2 separate regions of the Homo sapiens genome follow, and region 2 is linked to region 1. The links are chromatin contacts, found by Hi-C in ENCODE. All regions are on one chromosome and are shown on one strand. The core of a region is the stretch at or near the end of the contact, and the rest is flanking DNA. Distances in the headings are between cores, read along the strand shown. Region 1 holds the start of SNX25 (sorting nexin 25). Region 2 holds the start of FRG1-DT (FRG1 divergent transcript).

The links. Hi-C counts contacts between places; a loop is a spot of excess contacts on that map. Pooled maps may share reads with other maps.
Region 2: a map of CD8-positive, alpha-beta T cell shows a loop between it and region 1 (13-fold over the local background). The contact joins the promoter of FRG1-DT here to the promoter of SNX25 in region 1. A Hi-C loop is called at or near these places in 2 of 168 maps with a recorded cell type or tissue (CD8-positive, alpha-beta T cell and naive thymus-derived CD4-positive, alpha-beta T cell) and 7 of 50 pooled maps.

Annotation. Positions count from the first base shown.
Region 1 is chr4:185,207,821-185,210,901 of GRCh38, reverse strand. It overlaps SNX25 (sorting nexin 25), which reads right to left and starts at 1,304. Exons shown (of 19, transcript NM_001378034.2): 1 at 647-1,304. The coding sequence starts at 1,075. It also overlaps a transcript of CFAP97 not described here. RefSeq lists silencers at 496-685, 756-915, 1,026-1,605.
Region 2 is chr4:189,939,062-189,942,190 of GRCh38, reverse strand. It overlaps FRG1-DT (FRG1 divergent transcript), which reads left to right and starts at 1,458. Exons shown (of 4, transcript NR_149039.1): 1 at 1,458-2,532. FRG1 (FSHD region gene 1) reads right to left here and starts at 1,319. Exons shown (of 9, transcript NM_004477.3): 1 at 1,120-1,319. The coding sequence starts at 1,181. RefSeq lists an enhancer at 514-1,013.

The DNA.
Region 1 (3,081 bases), core at 55-2,554:
CCGCCCTAGTGTCCCACAGCGCGCTGAGGATGGCTTTCCTTTTGTTGCAAACCAGTGATTTCTGGCATCCCCCTTCCAAATCACAGAAGCCAGCGGGGACTGCACAACTATAATACGTATCCGCATGGTGGAAGGCAGGATAGGGTGGTGGGAAGGGTACGCGGGCTTGGGGGTGAGGCGCTGGGCCAGGGACCGAAGCAAGTTTCCTCATCGGCAAACGGTCATAAAGTTGCCTCCCACCGAGAACGGCCAGAAGAACCAAGCGGATCGCCAGGACCGTGCGCAGAGCCTGCACGTAGCGAACGCTGTGATTCCCTTCTTCCCCTCCCACGGCAAGCGACACCGAAGGTCTGGGGACACCCTTAGGGTTGTGACTGAGGATGGTTGTCGAGTGACTACAGAGCCCAGTAAATAACGCGCATCTCCTCCAGCACCGCGGAGCGCGGAGCCCGGAGCCCGGAGCCCGCCGCGCGCGGGCGCCGGGGAACGCTCGCGTCCACGGCCGGGCCCGCAGCCCAGCCCCCTGGCTCCCGGCTTCCCGCTTCGACAAGGGCATGCCGCGGCCCCCCGGAGCTCGGGGCGCGGGAGCTGGCACCGGAAGCGGGGAGGGCCGGCGGAGCTGGGCGGCCAGGAGTCGGGTACTTACCCCCGGCGGGCGGCGGGCGGCTGAGGTCGCGGCCAGCCGGCTCCAGGCGGCGGCGAAGTCGGGCGGCTGGGCGCGCGGGCTCCGGCAGACGAGGGCAAACAGGATCCCCAGCAGGAAGGCGGCCGCCGCGCAGCTCAGGTACAGGCTGAGCCTGAACAGGACGGAGCTCAGCCCCGCGGCCCCCGCCGCCTCCCCGCTGCCGGGCCCCAGGAAGGAGAGGGCCACGGCGGCGAGTGCGGCCACCGCCACGGGCTTCCACCAGCTCCGGCCGCCCGGGGCCCCCGGCGCCGCCGCTGCTGCTGCCTCCGCGTCCCCCGGGGACTCCGGCCGCCGCTCGCCCCTGAAGCCCGAGACAGGACGGCCGCCGGCGCCTGCGGCCCGCGCGGGGCTGGGGCCGGCGCCGCCACTGTCGGTCGCATCGGGGTGCATGCTGCTTCCTGGGCCGCTAAGGACAGGCACATCTCCTGCCCCCCGGTCCCCCGCCGGCGCTCCGGAGGCAGGGGGAGCCCGCGCTCATGCCTCGCCCGCGGCCCACCGAGGGAGCGGCCCCCGCAGACGCCGCCGGGCCCCTCTCGGCGACCCCTCAGCGCCGCCACCAGGCGCTGGGCCCGTAGCTGCCGGGCCGGGCGCAGCCAGGGAGCCCCACCGTGTTGTGACTGAAGCCTGGCCAGCCTGACGCGGGCGGGGCGGGGCCGCCCTGAAGTGCGTGTCGGGCGGGGCCCGGAGCCACCGCGGCCGCTGAGTGACAGCCGGGAGGCGCCCACCCACAGCGCGGGGGCGGGGTCCGGGCCGGGGCCCCACGGGGAGAGGGCGCGACCCAGCGCGGTGCACACCTCTCTTTCCCACGCTCCCCTCCTCCTCTACAGGATGCCGTCTGTTCATGGAAAATTTTGCTGCAGGTGTCAGCGGCGCTGGTAATTCCTGAGCTCAGGTGATCCCGTAATTCTCCCTCTCCGCTCATCACTGACGAGTAACCTCTTCGCTTTGCTTACAGCCGGCAAACATTTCTGCCTGGTTTTCACTCGCTATTTAAATAGGCAACCGTTCCCGAGACTCCCTGTCACAGTTTCTAACGACCTTCCCTTTCCCACCCTGCCGCCTTAGGGAAGGAATCAGACACGTGCGGTGGAGTAAGTGAAGCCTGCAATTCCTAGCTATGGAAAGGTCCAAAGAAGTCGGCCTGGTGCAACAGGGTGCACGCAGCTGCCCATAATCACTTTGGCTCCACTTCTGGTTTTTGTTTTGTTTTGTTTTGTTTTTTGTTTTTTACCAACTATTCAGTTCAAATGCTATCAGCCACGCAAAGGAACGTGGTCCAAATAATTTTTAGAGTATATATTTGCCTTTTCTTCTGTCATAGTCCCAGCCAGTAATATACAGATAACGCTTGCTAAGTAGATGCCAATATGCTACTTAAACACTGGCAATTACTGCTAAGACTAATAAAGAAGCAGATGTAGCTTTTGCTTTTAGTATCAATTGGTATTCATGGGCATTTCATTCTTTCTTTCTTTCTTTTTTTCTTTTTTTTTGAGACGGAGTCTCTGTTGCCCAGGCTGGAGTGCAGTGGGGCGATCTCGGCTCACTGCAATCTCTGCTTCCTGGGTTCAAGCCATTCTCCTGGCTCAGCCTCCCGAGTAGCTGGGATTACAGGCACGCACCACCACACCTAGCAAATTTTTGTATTTTTAGTAGAGACGGGGTTTCACCATATTAGCCAGGATGGTCTCAATCTCCTGACCTCGTGATCCGCCTGCCTCAGCCTCCCAAAGTGCTGGGATTATAGGTGTAAGCCACCGCGCCCGGCCTCATTTCATTCTTTCTTAAACCTTCTAAGTCAGAAATGAAGAGTGCCTCATGCTAGATGTGACTTTGCCATGCCAAGGGGATGATCAAAATAAGTTACCAGTTTCCTTTCTCCTCCTTTTTTAAGAAAATAGGGGCGGGCACGGTGGCTCACGCCTGTAATCCCTACACTTTCGGAGGCTGAGGCGGGCAGATCATGAAGTTAGGAGTTCAAGACTAGCCTGGCCAACATAGTGAAACTTGAACCCCGGAGGTGGAGGTCGCAGTGAGCCGACATCGCGCCATTGCACTCCAGCTTGGGCAACAGAGTGAGACTTCGTCTCAAAAATAAAATAAAATAAATAAAGCAGTATGATTAATTTTGAAGAAGCCCTTTTGCCTCTAAAATAGTTGTTAATTTTCACCCAATTGGAGCCCCTCAAAGTGTACCCTACCAACCCAAATTATTCAAATAAAGCACAGTGGCTTGTTATCAACAACAACCAAATCTATGTTTTTTGATCATTTACATGCCGAGGACTGTATTCTGAATTCTTTATGATAAATTTAAATTAATTTTTCAATTTTAGCCCTAGCTCACCATAATAGTAACTAACAGCACTTACTGTGTGCCAGATACTATTCTAAGG
Region 2 (3,129 bases), core at 209-2,708, 4.7 Mb before region 1:
AATGTGCAAAGTGCCTACAACAATTTCTTGGCACATTGACAGTGCTATATGAGCATTAATTATGATTATTACGATGATCTTAAGACACCCGTGTCTGCATTTTCATTATAAAGTTTTCAGAAGATAACTCTCCTCTCCTCCCAGGAAATTCACAGAGTAAAAATCTCACATTCATTCAGGATAAACCTGCCATTTATTCTGGCATCTTCATGAGGCCAGACTCCTCGAGAGGGTTCTCAAGGCCAGTGGCTTCAACTCACTCCTTGATACTTTCTATCTCGCCTAAAAATATCAAAACCTCTGTTTATCACGGAGACCAGGAGGAAATACTCGACATTTGTATGTACCTCGGGCAAATCTGCCAGTTAAAAAAGAAGCGGGGATATGAGTGCACAGGTATTTTTTCCTAAAAAGCTAATAAATTACCATTACGACCTCCTCCTCACATTTGGCTCAATTTATTTTCTGCATATATGTTCTCTCATTTAATCCTCACAGTCTTCTAAAAGTATAAAAAACGTCTGAAAGTATAAATGTGTAAACGGAGGTTCAGATATTTGATCTCTTAATGAGTAAATGGAAGTTCAGACATATTAACCAATTTGCCACAAATTACAAAACTAGTAAATGACAAGAGTGCAGGTTCGAGCCCATATCCCTAAAGCCCATATACACCTCAACCACTGTGTGATTCATCCTGGTTTCACTGTACATATTAGATTAGAAAAAATTAATAAGTTTTCTAGAAAGAAAAGAGACAATGGAGAAAATAATAATCCCTAATAAAGGAAATTATCATGAACTACGAGATCAGACTAATGCAGACCCCCCAGGCAGAGGCCTGGAGAGATGCCTCAGGGGACCCAAACTCGTGGGTACGGGGTCACGGGTCACCTGCCCGTCTATCCTGTTTCCAGGGTCGTCCGCGCGGGAGGCTGCCCCTCTCTGCACAGACGCCGGGAACCGCGGCCCGGCCTCCGTCCAGCCCGGACAGGGGCCAGGGCGAAGCCTGGGAGGCCACAAAGCCGGCTCTCCGCGCCACGGCTTCCACCGGAGTTGCGGGGGTGGAGTGCGTCCGAAAAGAACGGAGGAGGCTCCCGCCCAAGCTGCAGGACCCACCTCTTCGTCTTGGTTCCCTTGAGCACGAGCTTGGTAGACTTCACGTAGGAGTACTCGGCCATGGCTCCGGGAAACTTCTGCGCGGAGAGGCTGAGGCCGGTTCTGGACGAGTATGTGAGTCGGGGCAGCACAGGGGCGCGGAGAAACAGAAGCGGACGCGAAATAAACACTCCCTGACAGCCTACGTCTCTGTAGAACCCGCCTCCGTCTTCACCCAAACGCTGAATGGCTCAGAGTTCCACTTCCGGGTTTCTGCCGGGGAGCTACGGCGGCCGCAGAGGGCCAAAAGGCATCCGCGCGCAGCTGCTCCCTGGCGCCCTCTCAAGGAGCCCCTGAGGATTCGCGCCTCCCGGAAGGGAGAAAAGCCCGCCCGAGGCGCGGTGCTGACGGTGGCTGGGCTGCCGGGTGCGCTGTGGAACCGCCTCCTGCTAGAGCAGCGGGCTGGCGACGGTCCTCGCCGGGGCGGGAAGCGGCTCAGGCTGCCCTCGCTGGCCTGCGGCGGCGCGGCTGGAAGCGCGGGCCACTCGTGCGTGGGTCACTCAGGACTGCGCCTCGCGCGACTGTGTGTGCAGGAAACAAGCAGGAAATACCCTAAAAGAGAATGAAGCGCCATGTTGAGGGTCGCGGACGTCGCGAGTGCTGTGGGAATGTGGGCTGAGGTGGAGAGTTATGGTAGCCCGTGTTACAGGCTCAGGGGTCTGAAAGAAGCCTAATCGTGGAGGCGGCATCTGAGGAGGGTCTTGAAGGCTGGGCAGGCATTTGCCCGACAGAGATGGAGGAAGCTAGTCCTGTCTGATGGAGGAAACAGGGCGGAGGCGTGGAGGGAGCCGTGCAGCGCTGGTGTGAGGAGCAGCGAGCAGGCCAGGCCTGTAAAGCAGAGTGAGGGAACCAGGATAGAGAAGGCAAGTCGGGGTCCTGTGGTCGCTGAAGAATTTGAATGAAATCAGTAAACAGGTGAGAGGGATCCATCGCAAGAGCATGGGATGAAAGGAGGAGTAGTCCACGGTGATTCCTCTGCAGCGGTGGGTGTTATTAATCGCGTATGTGACACCAAAACCACCCCACTCAAGCTGTGGCTCTTTCCCTAAAGTAGAAAACCGAGACCAGTTGGGTTCCAAGCATCCACGAAGATCTTATTAAATTCGTGATCCCTGGTGGCACCATGGAGTCAGGATTGGCTCATCTCAAACCTGACTCAGAAACAAAACCGTCACAATGTGCAGAGATGAGCGTCCTTACCGCTATCAACGTATTTTCTGGTGTTTTCACAGTGCTGCGCTTCCTAATCCCCATTCCATGGCAATCCACATGCCATGATGCCCGGAGTCATTAACAAAGGAGACACACAGGGGCTCCTCACGTTGGCTTTCCAGGGTTTTGATGAAAATCTGTTTCCTCGTCTCATACAATGTGGTTAGTAATAGTATCATTTAGGGTTGAAGAATTAAATGGTACGAGTTATATAGGGTGCTTATTATAACCTACATGGAAAATGCCTAGGATATGTTAGCTATGCTCATCACCAACATCGTTATATGATGGTAATAATCAGATAGTCAGGAAGCCTGACACCAAGAAAATGGATACATGCTCTGAAGGAATGAATGTGGAGAGATCAGAAGGTCAAGAACAAAGTCGTACAATATGTCTACAGTAAAGGGATAGAGAAAAGAAAGGCTATAAAAGAAGGAATGAAACAGAGTTAAATTATAGAAATCAAAGCTAAGGAGAATTTCCAGAAAGGGTAGTATCATTTAATATCATAGAAGTTTAGGAGCCCAAGATGGAAAAAAGGCCTCTGGGTAACTGACATTGAGGCAGTCTTTGGGGAAGCTCCATTTCCGATAGAGAAGTAGACTGAAAGTCAGCTTGAAGCAGGGACTAGGTGAAGAAGCTGTTGGCTGGTCGCATGGGGAAATAAATAAGGGATGGCATATGCCGTATTTCTGGATTTCTTTCTTTCTTGCCCAGCCTCTATATATGCACAGAGTTTGGCGAAAACTTACAAAA